Regions from separate parts of the Homo sapiens genome. Here region 2 is linked to region 1. The links are chromatin loops, found by intact Hi-C in ENCODE. Cell type or tissue: heart right ventricle. All regions are shown on one strand. Links, peaks and the distances in the headings refer to the core of each region. The heading gives the core; the rest is flanking DNA.

Region 1 (9,415 bases), core at 927-8,926:
AGTAATAGTAGTAAGAAACTTTAAAACTGAAATTTTAAATGATAGAGGTATTTCAGAGATCAGGTAGGGAAAGAAAAACAATTAAGGGGATGATAACTGAAGAAGCTTCAATGCTTCCAAATAGTAAAACTTCCAAAGTGTTGGGTTCACTTTCTCTTAAAGTATGAAGTTTGATAGTAAGAAATTCAATGAAATGTTTGGGATCTTATCTCCAAATTCAAAATATGGTATTGTAAAAATAGTTTCCTCTAGTTCTTAGTTAAATTAGGAAGGAAAGAAAGAAAGAAGGAAGAAAGGAGGGGGGAGAGGAAGGGAGGGAAGGAGGAAAGAAGGAAAGGAGAGGGAAGGAAGAAGAAAGGAAGGGACAGATTGGGATTGGAAAAATAAATTAGTTTTAGCTCCAAATACTGAAACACTCATTAACATTCACATTAAATTGTAAAAGAAGCAAGAAGCCTGAATGTAAGGAGAGTTTCTAGATTATTAAAAAAATATTATAAAGCATAATATATAATATGATCCCTTTTTATGAATGTCACATTCTTACAACTTTTCTATACATTTGAAGTTATTTCCAAACAAATTTAAAAGGAGTGAAATGAACATCAATACTGCAACAAGCTATCACCACACTCTTGTTAGAATGGCTATTATCAAAGAGGCAAGAGGTAAGGGTGTGGGGAAAGTGTTGGCAAGGGTGTGGAGGAAAGGGAACTCTTGCACACTGTTGGCAAGGATGCAAATTGATACAGCTATTATAGAAAACAGTACGGAGGTCTCTCAAAAAATTAAAAGTAGAACTACTACATGATTCAGTCATCCCATTTCAGGATATATAAATGAAATAAAATGAAGAAAATGAAATTAGTATCTTGAAGAGATATCTGCACCCTTATGCATTATTCACAGTAGCCGTGGAATCAACGTGTGTCCATCAACAAATAAATGGATTAAGAAAAAATACATTATGTATATGATGGAATATTATTCAGCCTTAGAAAAGGAAATCTTTCCATTTGTGACAACAGAGATGACCCTACAGGATATTATGCTAAGTGGAATAAGCCAGACATAGAAAGATGAATACAGCAATAGCTCATTTGTATGTGGAATCTGAAAAAGTTGAACTCACATAGAACCAGCAAGTAGAGTAGGAGCCAGGGGATGCCTGGAGCTAGAGGATGGGGAAAATGGGTATATGTTGGCCAAAGGGTACAAACTCTCAGTTAAAAGATGAGTAAATTTTGGGGATCTATTGCATGGCATGTGACTACAGTTAATAATACTGTATTATGTACTTTAAATTTGCTAAGATAGTAGATATTAAGTGTTCTCACTACAAAAAAGTGGTAATCATGTGAGGTGATGGATATGTTAATTAGCTTGGTTGGGGTAATCATCTTACAATGCAAAAATATATCAAATCATCATATTGTACACCTTAAATATATACAATTTTTATTTTGTCAATTATACCCCAATGAATCTTGGGGGAGGGAAGACAACATATGTTTGTTAGATATATAGAAAAATAGATAATGGATGGATGTAAAGAGAAATGAGTATATAGATAGATGGATACAGAATTTGAAAGATGGGGAGGGTTGGGGGAGCGTGAGTGGGGTTTGTAAATGAGCATTCTGCCTTCTCATGGAAACTGTAAACTAAATAGTCAAAGTAAATGAGTGGACTGCCTGATAGCATTAACTTAAGACAGGTTAAGGGAGAGAACTGAAACTAAATGCACTAAAACCATCAACGGTGGATATCTTTGAATTGTAAGGTTATGGTGATCTCTAGTTTCTTTGTGCTTTTCTGTATGTTCTAATCTTTCTGATTTTGTTGGTAATAAATAAGAATTTGTTCTATATATTTATAGAACAAATATATAAGAATTGTTCTATATATTTATATGTGAATATATATGTATATAATATATATACTGAATATATATATACTGAATACATATATATTCAGTATATATAATATAATTTATATAATATATAATATATATTATTTATATATAATAATATATATTATATATTATATATGTATATATTATATATATTATATATATAAAATATATATTATATATTATATAAATATATATAAATTTATATATATAAATATATCTATAATATATATAAATTTATATATAAATATATCTATAATATATCTAAATTTATATATAAATATATCTATAATATATCTAAATTTATATATATAAATTTATATATATTATATATATTTATATATAATATATATTTTATATATAATATATATTTTATATATAAATATATATTATATATAATATATATTTTATATATAATATATATTTATATATATTATATTTATATATATAATATAAATAAATATATAATATAAATATAATATATATAATATTATAATATAATAATTATAATTATATTATATAGAAAATATATATAATATAATGATTATAATTATTATAATGTTATAATATATATAATATTATAATAATATATACTATATACTATATATATATATATATATATATATATATTCAAAACCAGATCAGACCCCCGTCTATTCATCTCAGGCAACTGTATTTATCTAGAGTACCCCAAGGCTGTATGTAACACTCCTGCAGTTTAAGGTAAGACCATGACTGAGACTGATAGTTCTTATTGTGCTAGAAAGTTTAATGGCCAATGGCTCATTGGGATGGTATCCATCATAGAACCATTGGGCAGCTATATGCAGGAAAACTTCTATCTCAGTTTAAAAATGTATGTTAATCAGGAGTTGGAAACTAGCCTGGCCAACATGGTGAAACCCCATCTTTACTAAAAATATAAAAATTAGCCGGGCATCATGGCACATACCTATAATCCCAGCAACTGAGGAAGCTGAGGCAGGAGAATTGCTTGTACTTGGGAGGCAGAGGTTGCAGCGAACTGAGATATCATGCCACTGCACTCCAGCCTGGGCGATACAGTGAGACTCCATCTCAAAAAAAAAAAAAAGGTTGTTAAAATTATTTTTGATAAGAATTCAGAATTTTTTGAATGATAATTAATGCATATACTGTTTTGAAAACCAAGTTGCCATCAACAGCTATTAAGCTAATCTTCTTTTACATTGACCTCTCTAGCTTCTGAGGCCTGGCCTTAGCCTCCTCCTCTTGAAGGATCCCTGAGCACTCAGCCATCAACCCCTCTTCTGACCCTGAAGTGCTCAAATTTGGACCTTGGCATCTGCTCCTCTGTGACGTTAGTTACCTTTTTATAGCTGAGTGTTCTGCTTCTCAGAGTAATTGTAAGCCAAATACCCAGGAGATATGAGGAGACTGCCTGACCAGCAGGAGGTTATGGCTGGTGCCAGGTTAAAGGATTTCAAACAAAAAATTGAAAGAGAACATAGGGATTGGCGTCTTATATGGTAGGGACTTAATGGACTTAATGAAAGTGGGGGACTTACTATTTCATTAAGTCCAGGCACTGGAAGGTTCAGAACACAGGTCTGAAACCCAGACGCCTGGCTCTATGGAATCACCCTCTGCCTCGGTTTTCTCATATGTAAAGTGGGAATAATAACACTGTCCATGTCAAAGAGTTGATGTTAGAATTACAACAAATTAATACATGTAGAGCACCTAGGGTAGCACTTGGCACCTAATACATGTTAGTTCTTATTATAAGAATAGTATGTTTATTTTCTCATTGTAAAAGTAATTCAGAAAGTTTAGAAAACAGATACAAGGAAAAATAAGGAATTAAATATATCCCAAATTCTCAATGCTCAGATATAAAGTCCTCAGTTATAATCACTGTTAATATTCTGATTTTCTTGAATTTGATTTTCTCTCTCCCTCTCCTCCTCTCTGTATGTATTTATATATATTTTAATTCATTTTACCAAAAAGGATATAATACCATAGAGAACTTTACAGCTCGTCTTTTGCACTTAACAATATGGTGAGCATTTTTCACATAATTATTTATATGAACACTTACAAATGTCCTAGTATTACTTGGAAAAGAACTAAACCAATAAGGGCAGATTTGGCAGTTTGAAGTTTAAATGTCTTTCAAATGTGTCCATGAAGAGAATGAAAACATGAAAAAATGTAATTTTCTATTCTAAATATTCAAGCAGTAAAACTGGAAAATGTCAAGAGATTGTATATTGAGCTTTTAAAGTACTAAAAATAGTATTAATAACATTGAGAAATCTGGCCCTGTTCTCCTTTTAGGAGGAATTTGATTACTTAATTTTATAAAATAAAGTATTAAATTATTTTCCCTTATTTTTAATTTCATGTGTATTTATAGAAAAAGAAATTGTTGTACTTTATCCAGAGAGCAGAAGAGATTTTGAGCTCGTGCATTGAATACTTTTATAAATTTAGTCAGGATCTGACCAACGCACTTGTGTGTTCCTCCAGCTATTAGGGAGACTCCAGCCCCTTGCCAGGCGAGAGAGTGGATGGTCACCCTCCATGGAGGAAGTGTTTCCCAAGGGTGTCTGCTGGGGAAGGAAAGCATGATGCAGTGCAGGTGAGCCTTTGGAGGAGGTGGCAGCTGGAGCACCAGTGATATGGATTTGGGTTCTTCCCACAGCTCAGGAGCCAGTTGCATAGGGTCCAATCCTGTCACCTGACTAACTTTGTAACCTCAGACAAGTCATTAACCTCTGGGTGCATCACTTTCCTCCTAATTGTGCTTCCCTCATAGAGTTCTAGTGAACTATACTAGGCTACACATAAGATGCTCAGACAGGGCCTGGCCTACACACAGTATGCACTCCATAGAGTGCATATATATATATAATATGGGTGATATGATACATAATATTAAAATAGAAATACCAAAAGTTGATGAAATCAGCTCTTTGCATTCTGATCCATAAATTTAATGAATTTATATTTTGGTGATTTAAGATATTTTGTATGGAGACAATGTCTAATACAATGTGCCTCTCTCCCATAGTTTCATGATATGACTATCAGAATATTTTTATTTGTCCAGTGCTTCTTCAGAAAAATTGCTTAGACTTAGAGGGGGTGTTGGCAGGGGCCTCTCACATTTGATTCACTTCCTTACATCAGAAGGAGAATGCATTGGTAATCCGTCAGGGAGCTTTGAGATCTGTCCTCATTCAAGGACAGACTACTTGGCTACAGGACCCAGAAACTTAAAAATATAAGATTTGAAGATATAGGTTTAAATTAAGTCTGAATTCTGATCACCGAAGCAAATATCGAATGCTGTCTAAACCTGGGGACTATTGCTTTCTTGGCAGTATGGCTAATATAAACCCTGGCTTAACGGAATGTGAGTTCCTGAGCCCTTTCCCCACAGGAGTGTTGACAGCACTTCCACGCTTCCACACAAATATAGCTGATGTTCCTTGCACTTATGTGGATTTCTGGAAAACGCTCTGGGTTTGGCCTTACCACTGAAAATGACTTTGGGGAGAGTGAGGCAGAGTAACCATTGGCAGTCGTGCTTCACGTCTTCGTGAAAGTTGACAGGAGCTGACGTTTCCTGGCTACATCCCAATGGTCTGCATTTGGATAGTTGTCAGTATCCTGAACCCAGTCAAAGGAAGAGAGAAGCCCAGGTTTTGGAGGGCACATTCAGGTTTGTCTGACCTAAACATCCACCTGAAACAGGCTGCCATACAGTCTCTGCCCAAAGATTTCTCATAAAGTAGAACTTTCCCATGCACAAGGTAACCCACTATTCACTATTGCATGAATTAGTATTATTAAATCCCTGTTTTATATGAAAGTGGGGTCTCCTTCCATGTTGCTCTCACTGGTGCTTTCTGGCTTTCTACATTGACATTGGGTAAATCGATGCTGTCTTGACCACATTTCACATTTCCCAATGCTGAAGATAGCTATCACAGGTTTCTGGTTTTTCTAAAGAAGTCCAAGCTAAAAATGTCCATTTTCTCCTAACTGTTCCTCATATAACTTGACTTCTAGACTCCTTCTATCTTGGTTTCCCAGCAGCAAACACTTTCTAGTTTATTATTTTCTCCAATAAAATGTGGCTTATGTTCCAGCAGAGGCCTGACCCATGCAGAACACTGAGGCCATTGCTTCCAGTGATCTGTTGAGGTTTTGTTTTGTTTTGTTTTCTAGCTGCTGTGTCATGATCTTGGCTCACATTGAGCCTGCCTTCAATAAAACCCCTGGATCTTTTCACAGGACTCCTGCCAAGCCACAGCTCCTCCCTCAATATTTGTGGAATTGATAGTTTAAAAAATAACATTCACATTTTTTCATATTATAAAAGCAATCCACAGTAATTGTAGGAAATTTAGAAAATGTAGTTAAGTAAATATTTTTAAAAATCAGCAATAATCACACTATTCAGAGAGATCTACAGCTGACACTTTGGTGATTATCAGGGGTAGCAAACTCAGATACCAGCAGGGTCTAGGCAAATGTGATAGATGCATGAAGAAGGCTGGGAGTGAGACACTAGGGCATAAGTGGACCAGTTGCCATTTAAAAATGCCAGTCATTATTCAGCTCCTGGCTACCAATTGCTCTCTAGAAGTGAGGGCTCCAAAAAGCCTGAAACGGAAAATCTAAATGTTTTCAAGAGACATTGTAAATGCAGAATTTTATGAGAAATCTCCTTATTAAGTATTAGCATCAAATTTATGTTGACCAATGAATTTACATCTTTAGACCTTCTTGAGTCCTTGAACTGCTAGCAGTGTGGCCCCTCTCGTGTACATCCTTCCATTTTGCCTTCTTTCTTCTCTCCATCTCTCGGAAAATAATGGGCTTATTCTCTATTATATAACAACTGGCAGTGACGTGTGATCATGTGAGTTAACCCTAGATATCTTTGCATAGCTGACCACTCCTTTTTGGCTTCCCTCTCATTGTCACTATTATCCACACAGAATCATTTCTTTCCTTTCTTCCACATAGCCTTCTCATTTCCACTGCCCAGTTTGTGCTGGGTTAGATCCCTGCCTGAGCTTCACTCCATGTTCATATCTATCACTCCATGATTTGGCCCAAAACACCGCCTCTCTTTACTGTGCTCCTCATTCTCAGACTGCAGAAAAGATAAGCCTTTGGAGTCCAAATGACCCATGTTCAAACCCAGCTCTGCACTTTAATAAGCAGTACAACCCTGTGGAAAATTACTTTGACCTCTCCAAAACCTAGTTTTCACAGCTGCAATGTTAGAGATAATAATGCTTACCTTGAAAAAATAGTTTAGAGGATTAATAATACTGTATATAAAGTATCTCAGGAAATTGTAGCTGTTATAATAATATTATACTTGGTTTTAATAATCTGTGAGTGTTTATAACTGTTCTCCCCAACTTAATTAGGAAATAATAGCCACCTTAAGATATTCATTGAATAAGTGAATAAATTCAAAAATGAGTGAGTGAAGAAATGGAAAAGCACAAGCAGGCTGGAAGATCCAAGTTATTCTTAAAGATAGAGATACAGGAAAGTACTCCAAACCAAGAAAGGAAGAAAAGCACTCACACTTGGTAACTGTTTCTTTCCTACTTGACCCTGACTTTTTACGTTACAGAGAAATGCTGGCATTAGAACAAGTGCCTCCTCAGACTAATATTGAATTTAATCATTAATTACTAAACAAATTGTGTACTCTGTGATTTTTCCAATAGGTAGGAAACAGACTTCTCAACTCAGCCTTCTTGGAAATGTTTCATCACACTAGAGACGTGTCCCTAACTTATCCAGTGGCCGACCTTTCCCTGAACACCTAAAAATACATACATTGCAGTGCCAGCTTCTGGACAGATGCTCACCTCACCCTGCTCGTTGGAAGCTCCACCTAAGCCTTGTTGCCAGGAAATGCCACAAGGCCTGTGGGGCTGCTTTGTAGGCTCAATAGATAGGTTTTAAGTAAATGGTTGGCCAAAAAATATTCATTGGAAAGAGATAAAAAATCTTTTATTCACCCTCTCCCTCATTCTCTGCACTTCACTAGCTGAATAATCCTGTGGAAAATTAGTTGACTATCTCTGAAATTTAGCTCCTCACCCATGAAACTGGGATAATAATAACTACTTCTCACTCTCTGTGAACTCCAGTATTAGTTAGGTTGCCTTTGGCTGCAAGTAAAAGAAAGCCTGACTAAAAGTAGCTAAACAACAAGGACATTCATGATCTTAAATAACAAGATGTCTAAAAGTAGATGGTTCAGAAGCCTGTTGATGTCTGGGCCCCAAGACAGCCTCTCTGTAGTTCTCCTGGCTCCTGTCATGGTAGTACGATGACAGTCATCACATCCCCTCATGATAGCATGACTTTTAACACAGGAACCAAAGGGCTCTCCTGTGTGGTTTTTTTGTTGTTGTTTAACTTAAGGAGAAAAAGCTTCCCTGGAAACCACTAGAAGATTTCTTTTTAAGTTCCACTGGCCAGACATCAACCACATACCCATGCCTAAACTGGGACAGAAGGAATTATTAAGATTGGTTCATACCAACGGTGGGTCATCCCCTGGGGCTGGAGGAAAGCATCAGCCTCCCTTCCCTGAACACCTTGCATCCTTATATCTGAACAAAATGGGATGTTGAGCATCCAGGAAAAAGAAGAAATGATCGTTAAATAATAGCTAATAGTGATCACTATTATTTATTGCTGGGTAGCCATGTACCAAGCTCTGTCTTAGAGACTTTTTGTATGTGAACACCTGTAATGCATCTCTATGACTTAGGAGCTGGCATTCACATTTTACAGACAGGGAAACAGAGCCTTGATAGGTTAAATCAATTTCCCAGTGTCACACAGGTAGCAAGCTGGTATGTAGAAAGGCCAGCTTTAAAGCCAGGCAGATGGTCTCCAAATCCTACACAATGCAGCCTCAATCTATGCTAGCCTCCCCTATAAGGGTCTGCCACCCTCTCCACTGGGCAAAGACAACCCTGAACCACCCAAAATAAGGTCTTAGATAAGTGAAGTGAGTACATGAAGACTGGGTAAGTGCTCAGGTTGCCAGAGCAACAATATGGTTACCCACCTAGTGGATAGTTTCTACTGACAACATTGATAATAAATCCTGCTTATCATAGGCCAGGGATCCTTATGACCTATTTCAATCAATCATTATAACAACCAGCAAGTTCAATATTCTTTCCCTTATGCTAAAATAGAAAATGAGGCTCAATTAACTTGCCCAAGGAGGTGAGAACCTAGATTTGAACTCAGTTTTGCTTGATTCCAAGGTCCATGCTCTTTGTTCCTGCACCCCTCAGCTTATTAAAACATTTAATAAATGAATAAAGTTTACATTTACATCAGCCAGGAATCAGTCCTCCAGCATGCAGGGAATTCCCCCACTGAAATATCAACCAGGAAGAGTAACCACCCCAGGAGGCAGGAATTATGAAGCTGTGATTCATTAATAATTAACCA
Region 2 (9,415 bases), core at 1,053-9,052, 96 kb before region 1:
GCATTGCCCAAAATAATGAAGAAAGAGATCAAGGAGCAGAGCCAAGGACGCTCCAGTGGAATTGTGAACAGAAGGAAGTTATTTTATTTTAAAAAATTATCTCCATTCCCACCAGTAGCCTGACATTATGAACCTAACACAGAGATTCGGGAGGCTATAGCTTATCATGCAGGAAATTTCTCACATAGCCTCATTTACCTTTGCTAGCCTAGCTTTTAAAATCCAAGAATGGACCCAGGAAATTGTAGATTATGGAGGAGCTTCTTACAAACTACTTCTCATTTATCAACCTTGAAGACCACATATAGATTACTTAAAAAAGTATTTATAAATGCAAGAAAGTTCATTTGAAACTATTCTTTCTACCCCAAATATACAGTTTGGCTATCTTCTTATTCCCTTGGCCTTGAAGATCAGGATGATGTCATTTTGGAACTCATAACTTGTGATTTTCCTATCTACTAACCTAGCCATAATGACTAGGGTGAGACTTGCATGTCTAATACCTGGCCCAGGAGAGATTTCTCAGGAAGCTTTATTTCTTCCACTGTTTTCTACCTTTAATACCCAAAGTGGGTCTTGTGATACCCTAGCTCAAGAGATTTTGTGTGAAGTCACTCTCTCCTTTTTCATTGCTTAGCTTCAGTGGCTGAAAGAGATGCCTCTGATAGCTGTAGATTATTTGATATCCCTGTTCATATTTATAAGCTTGGAGATAGGTTCTACTCTGGTGCCTCTCATTTTAAATCTTTCACTATCTTATTCTGGGGCAGCACTGTTGATCTGCTTTATTTGTTCTCTACATTTTTTCATTTAGACACAATTCTTTCTTCAGAGCATTCTGTTGGTGAATTTTTCAAACATTTGGATAATCTTTTTTTTATTCTTTAGGAAATACTAAGGTAAAAACTATTAAAGTCAGGCTGACATCTCTCCAGAGAACATAAACCAAAAATTTGGACTCAGACTCAGTACACTGGCTTTATACATAAGGGTATTTCTAGATCAAAATTTATTTCACATATTATTATCTACCCACTGTTATCTTCTTTAGGCAATATTCTCTCCCTTTTATTTATCATGTATTGGACTATATCCTTTATTCCTTGAAAAAAAATCATGATTATGAGGCATGCTCCATTTTTGTCCTCCAGTAGTTAGAGAAATTGATAATCTCTTTTTTAAAATATGAGAGAAGCACTTCTTAAAATAACACCAAATATTATTTTTCAGAGTAGAATCTTATATGGTTGACTTGGTATAGTGGCATTGAACTTCTTTTGACATGATAGAATGGGATTTGGGATATTTAATATGTGCACGTACTGATGGAAGAAAGAGTTGGGAGGGTCAGCCTGTCAATTCTCCTTATCTTCCATTGGATGTAATAACCTGTTCTCAGAAACGTTGCAGTCAGTCCTTCATATCTTTCGCACTCCATTGTTATCACTGCCTTTTCCAGGCTTTGCCTATTGTTATGAATGTCAAACTGAAACAGCTGAGCAGGATCTACTTCCAAAAGGTTATTACTTGTAATTTTTCAATAGGAATATGTCTTTGATAATAAAATCTTATCCTAAATCCTTCACATGCCAAAAGGCCATATCCATCCTTGTAAAAGTCAGAACTAGAGCTGAAGGCCAGAAATGACTGAGATGCTTGGAAGAAGCTGGTGGCTGGAGGAGGAGAGTAGAAACATGTGTGGTTTGCCAGGCTACTGCTACAATCCCTGAGGCCCCAGTGCTCATATTCCCAGAGTCCATGGACAATCTCTAGGCTTATTATTTGCTTTCCCCAGTCTGTATTCACCACAGATACTTTAAGCTGCTTTTTAAGCCTTCCTTCTCATGTTACATCTCTCCTTCCTATTCATTTAACTGGTATTTCTCTTGCATAAAGAAATCAGACTGGGGCAGGACCTATATGGAGGAAACTACAAGATTTTTAAAATATGTATGTTTTAAAACAATCTAAATAAAGAAAAAGGCATATCACCTTCCTGGATGGGAAGATTTAATATGAAAATACACTTTTCAGATTACTGTACATATAATGAGAATTCCATTTTTGGGGGAGTGTAGTTAGCTAAATGATTTAAAACTATATAGAAAAATAACTGTGATTATAAATAAAAATTATTAGAAATGTGACCAGGTGCCGTGGCTCACACCTGTAATCCCGGCACTTTGGGAGACTGAGATGGGAGGATGGCTTGAGACCAGGAGTTTGAGACCAGCCTGGGCAACATAGTGAGATTGTCTCTATGAAAATTAAAAAATAAAATTTAGTCGGATGTGGTGGCATGCATCTGTAGTCCCAGCTACTTGGGATGCTGAGGTGGGAGGATCACTTGAACCCAAGAGTTCGAGGCTGCAGTGATTTATGATAGTGCCACTGCACTCCAGCCTGGGCAACAAAGTGAGACCCCATCTCTTTGTATACGTGAAATGTAAATTAGTAAGGCCAGATTCACCCTAATTAAGGCCAGATTTTAATAAGTTATTAAAGCTTATTATAAAACTGCTATAACAAAAGAGTACACAATTGGCACAGGAAAAACAATTGATCCACATAACCCTTGTGTATCTTTTACCAATAAAAATCAACTTTATAATCTTCTCTTTCAAAACTAAAACTGTGGGTAAATAGTTTTTTTAAAAAATTGTTTCACATTGTCAAGACAAAATTTCCCAAACGATCTACATTTGGAAAGAATTAATATTCTAGAAACCTGCACTCAATGGAGAGAACCTATAAAGAATTTGCGGGGATAGCGGTGAGTGAAAAGACATTTAACTTCACAGCTACCATCATGATCTTTCATCTGCTGTCATCCCCTCTTCCTTGAATTTTCTATAATTTGACTTATTATCTTTCCCATAGATATTTTATCTTACACAACATGTATAATAATAAACGTGTGCAATTACAAAAGAGATAAAAGTTTTTTAAGAAACAACAAACCCAAATAGTAAATCATTTTTCTTTGTTAAAGCAATATTTGGGAGGTAATATAGAGTATTGATTTTTATATTGAATTTTTGAAGGGTCTCTCAGCACAGTAAGCTTACAAGTTGCTTGGAATGATAGCACAAGCCTTGTGTGTTAAAGAAGGCTGGAATAGCTTATATTTTACATATGTGTCCTCAGCTCTGGAGCTTCCCTGTGTGGACCTCCTTCTGTTTTTCCTTTCTTCATTTTCAAGAGGTTTCTGTGAGCTCTCTGACTGAGGCAACAAGACATAACTAATCTCCAGGGACCCATTCTACTCTTTTCAAAAAAGATAAATCAATTTTTTTGATGTTAGGAAAATCACATTTACTGTCTACTGATTTTAGGTACCCAATAAATTTCTTTTTTTTCTTTTTTTTTTTTTTTGAGACGGAGTCTCGCTGTCGCCCAGGCTGGAGTGCAGTGGCGCGGACTCAGTGGCGCGGACTCAGCTCACTGCAAGCTCCGCCTCCCGGGTTCACGCCATTCTCTTGCCTCAGCCTCCCGAGTAGCTGGAACTACAGGCACCCGCCACCACGCCCGGCTAATTTTTTTTGTATATTTAGCACAGATGGGGTTTCACAGTGTTAGCCAGGATGGTCTCGATCTTCTGACCTCGTAATCCGCCCACCTCGGCCTCCCGAAGTGCTGGGATTACAGGCGTGAGCCCACGGTGCCTGGCCCTAAAATTGATTTTTCTATTCGGTAATCAAAGATCAGTTTCACACTATTTCCTTTCAAAATTAAAAGAATAATTGTACAAAAGTGTTTATTGTTTTCTCCATTTAGAGACAAGTCAACAAATACTCGTCTCACAAAAAAATTCCCACAAATCTGTAACCAGCCCATTCTCGCTATCTATAAATAACTGTTATAAAGCCTGTTGTAGGCCAGGCACGATGGCTCACGCCTATAATCCCAGCACTTTGGGAGGCCGAGGTGGGTGGATCACCTGAGGTCAGGAGTTCGAGACCAGCCTGGCCAATATAGTGAAACCCCGTCTCTACTAAAAATACATAAATTAGCCGGGTTTGTGGCAAGTGCCTGTAGTCCCAGCTACTCGGGAGGCTGAGGCAGTAGAATTACTTGAATCCAGGAGGCGGAGGTTGCAATCAGCCGAGATTGTGCCACTGCACTCTAGCCTGGGCAACAAGAGTGAGACTCCGTCTCAAAAAAAAAAATAAATAAATAAAATAAAACCTATTGTGAATGGTATTATCTACTTCAGATATTATCACCTCCGTAAGAGTGAGTATATATTTTATTAAAAAATAGATATATAATTTTAAAAAATGGAATTGCTGAACATTACTTTTATTGAAGTTTTAAAAATTCCTGAAATGAAGGGAAGGATGTAAGGGTCTCTTTTTTCCCACTCTAGAATACTGACTATTGTAAAGTTTTATTTATTCTTTATCTTTAGCTTTGTCTCTGTTCTCTAAAAACTGACTTTGTAGAATCTTATCTGGAGGTCTCTGGTTGAGAAAATAAGCCAGAAATCTGAACAGTTACAGTTTTCTGCCCTTATTTTCTCACAGGAATTGTTGTCATTGCTTCATTATTTTTGCATAGAAGTCATACAAATGCTATATATTTTCCAAAACTATTGAATAATTTTCTGAAGTGACAGTATAAACACTAATTTTTTATAATTTGGTTTTTACTTTTTGAAGATATTACTATTGTAAAATTTGAAGAGTAGATGTATTGACCAAATGTTGATAGAAGTCATTGCTGAAGGTTATTGAATCAGTTTGTTTGTTTTTCATCTATTATCTCATGTATATTTATTCCAAGTTCATTCTCCTTCATGTGCACTATGATCTTTTGCACACACTTCAACTTTATATATTTTAAACAAGCTGTTCTAGGAATATGGAAAGGCAGCCTCTGAGAAGGAAAACTTAGTCATGACACAGAGGAGCAAACAGCACTGAGAATTCATGCTTTCAAAAGTAATGAAAGAGGTGGTGAACTGTGTTGGGGTTGCACTCTTTAAATCTTGGAAGGATTTTATTATTTGCATTTTTTTCATCTTTTCATTCTGATTTTCATTCTTGGAGAAGCACAGGGGTTTCCTCAGTATTCAACTCCACTTTGCAACCCCACCTTCTGGTTCAGTCTCCTTGAAATTATGTTTCCAAAGGTCTGAATGAGTTAGTAAATGCCTACCATTCCCCTTCTTTTCTGGCAAAACATGGATTATTTCCCCAAAGTTATTAGTTAAATTTTTAATGAATATTACTTCAAAGCTGTAGAAACAATTATATGTATATTTATTTATTTACTTACTATGTCTGCATGTATGCATGTGTGTGTGTGTGTGTGTGTGTGTGTAGGGGGAAGGGGCTTGAAATATTAAGGAGCTAGAGAAGCCATCTCTCAAAGAAGGACATCCTTTAGTGATTCTATTTGACTCATGTTCTTTTTTTTTTTTTAAGCCCAAGAAATTTTTGTGATTAATTTTGGAATTTAAGTTAGCATTCTTTCTGACTCCAACCCATCCTTCCAGGCTTAGTTGAAATTTCAGCCCTAAGTGAGAAGAGACACTTGAATTCTCTTATATGAAACTTAGAGATATTTATATCCAGGTATTTTTTGTGTGTGTTCTTGTTTCCAGGATCCTTTAAGGCAGTGGCCGTGTGTTTCTCATTCCCTTCTTGTCTTTGAGGAAGCAATGTGGCGTAGTAGCAAGGTTGAAGGCTTTCAGTATAGACAGACATAGGTTTGAAGGCTGCTCTGATACTTTCAAGCTTGTCTCCTTGAACATTTTAACCTCTCTGAGGCTCAGTTAGCTGGCAGATATCTATGAGGAATAAATGAAGTGATCCAAAATATTTGTGACATTAGATGGGCAATAAATTAGTTTTATTTCCTCCCTATCTCTTATAGCACCTATGCTTAGGCTAGCACATAACAGATATGGAGCAAATTTACATTGAGTGAATCAATGGCTAAAGTAATAGAATTTCAATTTGTTATAATTATTAACAAATATAACATATGTAATGTGTTATAATACACATCATTATGAGTATGCAATCCTAAAACTATGTATAATGTTTTATAAACTTTTTTTGCTATTTCTGAACGCAAGAATCATCATTTCTTTTACTTGATTTTCAACATCCTAAGGTTTGCCTTCATCATGTTTATGCCAAGAGTTAAACAGATGGTTTCTGAATTTTAGCCCAAATCACTCAGTTTCTTTATTGGTCTGTCATCTGTACTGGTCCCTGTCTCCATTAGACTGTAGCCCTTTTCATGATTACCTTGGCATTCTTCCAAGTGAAGCCTTCTAATTTTAGAGTCACAATGCTGGAAGAACAAATCACAGATGTGCATTGAAGTATGCACAGTATGGGTACGGAGCTATTTCTAAGAGTCATAGTAAAAAAGGTCTTTTACACTAAAGAATCATTCGAAAACTTAGTGTATTTCCTTTTCTTTTTCTTTGTATGGTCCAAGAATGCTACATTATTTTTCTCACATGACACTGACATTTGAGAAACTAAAAATATTTTATCAAAATATTTATTTTCCAAATGTAGGCTACATCTCTAATACATTTATAGGTCATAATTTTAAATGTTTTCAATTCAAAACAAGCTTCTGTTTCTATATTATTAATATAGAACGTTTTACCCTTTTTAACTTACTAAGAGTACTTTATCCAAAAATGTTTTTCTGAAGGAGGTCAAGAACTTCACCATTACTAGAGTCCAAACTTTTCCAAGACCAGAATTATGCAATATGTAGGTCACTGTGGAGTCTCTTGGATTTTCACAGATCTGATTTCAAACACAAACTGACCGTAGTTGCCACCTATCCTTGGTCAAGTAGAAAGATACTTCTTTTCGGCATCCTATAGCTGCAGTAAAATAAAATAGAAAAAAAGTAGAGGAATTGTTTGATTGATTTGTCCAGTGTAGATGCTGTAAATAGATTTTGAGAGAAAACAAATTTTTTGAAAAGTAAGATCTAGAATTTAAATTGTAAGCTACTGCTAATTTATTTATAATGTCCATTTGTGAAGGGCCCTAGCTTGCTGGAACCACCTTGGTTTTTAAAATAAAGGTAAATTGTTTGGACCCCATCTCAGGTTTCTAATTATCTTTGGAGGGAGAAATGGGAGAGGAGGCAAGAGGTAGAGGCTTGTGTTTTTTCTAGCCTTCTCTTGATTCCTAGTTCCTGCATTTGCTGATTTTGCAATTTCTAAACTCTTTCCCTTCTGCGTGTCTGCCACGTTTTCTGCATTGCATTGCCTCACTGGACATCCTCCAGCTCTTTATTTCCCAAAGTGTTAAGTTAATGTTAGCTGATTTTATTAAAATATTAAAAATATGGGACAAGGAAAGTAAAAATTACATTGCAGTCAGAAACAAAAGTCCTGTCTGCCAAAGAATTTTCCTTGACACTCTACTAGGTTATCAGTGACCTATCATTGAAGCTGGGCCCTCTCTCTTCTTGGAAATCCCCAGCTTTGTCTTCCTTACCTTGCACACTGGCAGCCCCAGTTGCCTTTCACTTCCTGTGCAAAGCTGCTCACTCTCCCTTTGTCTCACCATGGACATTCAGGGGTTCTAACATAGGACTTCATCTTCTCATATATACTGCTAGGCAGTGGTTTTCTTGCTTTCTTTTTCTAGAGTACATTCTAGAAGAAGCTTGTCCAACCTGAGGTCCGCAGGCCACATGTGGCCCAGGATGGCTTTGAGGTTTGTGTTTGACCCAACACAAACTTGTAAAGTTTCTTAAAACATTATGAGATTTTGCATGGACCTTTTTTTTTTTTTTAAGCTCATCAGCTATTGTTAGTGTTAGTATTTTATATGTAGCCCAATGCAATTCTTTCTCCTCCAATGTGGCGCAGGGAAGCCAAAAGATTGGATACCTGTATTCTAGAAGAATTTTGTATCCCCTCATAGATTTTTAAATTGATGTCTAATAGTTGCTATCTTATGTTTAAGTAATTGCAAAGGATATCATTCCTGGTATATTTTCTACATGTTCTTAGTCTATTTAAAATACATATCAAAAGTTACAGGTTTATTATAGTTCACTCAGTTATGAAAAATGGGTGCCATATAACCTAATTCTCAAAGCCAGTTCTTATTACCAAACTAATCATCCAATCCAATTTATCTTCTAACAGAAAAGGTCTGATTTCATTCTTTCAATTCAAATAAACATGTTAATATGTGTTGCTGTGACACTCATCTCACTTTTGAATTCTGATTCGTAGATCATCAGGTGGACAAACATGGTTTGTAAGCAAGGACTAGTGGACAAATAGGTGAAAGAAGACATGTCTGCTTTTGGTATTTCTTTCCTGTGCCTGTTTTACTTTGCTCTCAAGGGCTTTTCCCTTAGGTTCCATGTGTTATCTAATTGCCCTTTTGTTTGGCAGCCAAGAGATGTTTATACCTCAAGGAAAAAGCACTAGAGTAAAAATCGGGATAGCTGAGAGGCAAGATATTCCATCGTAAAGTCAGGAAAAGGTGATTGTATTGGGGAGATGGGAAAAGAGAATTGGGCCACAGTCTTTTATTCAACAGATCAGTTTTAGAAAAGAGTGAATATGGAAGTTGAGTATCAGGGAATTGATTTCCTTAACATTTGCTCTCATGTGCCCTCTGGGTATGTGAATATAATTCGAAGATGATTATAATGTATTCTAAACAAAGACATTTTCCTTATAAAATATAGACTACCTCTCAGGGAAAGAAATTTTCCTTGTAAAATATAGACTACCTCTTAGGGAAAGCATATTGTAAAATAAGCATATTTTACAGGGTTATCCAGATACTATGCTAGGCATTGTATACTTGACTTGGTTATATAAATGATATGTACAGCGAAGACTACATAGAATTTATAGTATTGTAAAATTCAAATGCTGGAATAAAATCTGGACTTCTAAGCAATAGGAAGTACAATGAGGAGCAAACCAGTAGCTTGTCCCCTTGATGTCCCCTAGGCAGGGGCAAACTTTTTCTATATAAGGCAGAGAGTAAATACATAGCCTTTATGGAACATAAGGTCTCTTTCACCACTCTGCTATTGTAGTGTGAAAACAGCCATAGACGTGTAAACGAGTGAGTAAACCAAAAAGTGTCTGAGACAGGTCTCAATCAATTTAGAGGTTTATTTTGCCAAGGTTAAGGATGTGCCCGGGAAAAAGGAATACAAAACCACAGGGACATTTGTGAGTCCTGCTTTTTCCAAAGAGAGTTTGGGGACTTCCATGTTCAAAGGAGGAAGAACAGGCAGTGGGGGAAAGAGGAAGGGGAGAAAAAAGGAAGGAGGGTAGATAAAAGGGGCAAATGCTTGCATTCTTTTGGGTCTTTGATCAGTGTTCACTGAATCCACATTTTACATGTGAAAGAGGTGATAGAGGAATAGTCAACTGTATATTCATCTA

What was found. Hi-C counts contacts between places; a loop is a spot of excess contacts. Peaks named below come from ENCODE experiments on the same cell type or tissue, not always from the same donor. Only the 100,000 strongest peaks of a DNase experiment are listed, where the experiment ranks them.
Region 2: it touches region 1 in a loop (5-fold over the local background); 10 of 110 quality-filtered maps call a loop at or near these places.

Annotation. Positions count from the first base shown.
Region 1 is chr6:46,507,571-46,516,985 of GRCh38, reverse strand. All of the region lies in intron 1 of RCAN2-DT (RCAN2 divergent transcript), which reads right to left. Among named protein-coding and RNA genes, the nearest start is that of RCAN2-DT, 20 kb to the right of the region's middle. In heart right ventricle, for the core only: no CTCF peak of the experiment used is centred there; no DNase peak of the experiment used is centred there; H3K27ac peaks cover 7,274 bases.
Region 2 is chr6:46,603,378-46,612,792 of GRCh38, reverse strand. All of the region lies in intron 7 of CYP39A1 (cytochrome P450 family 39 subfamily A member 1), which reads left to right. Among named protein-coding and RNA genes, the nearest start is that of CYP39A1, 45 kb to the left of the region's middle. RefSeq lists an enhancer at 7,604-7,653. In heart right ventricle, for the core only: no CTCF peak of the experiment used is centred there; no DNase peak of the experiment used is centred there; H3K27ac peaks cover 960 bases.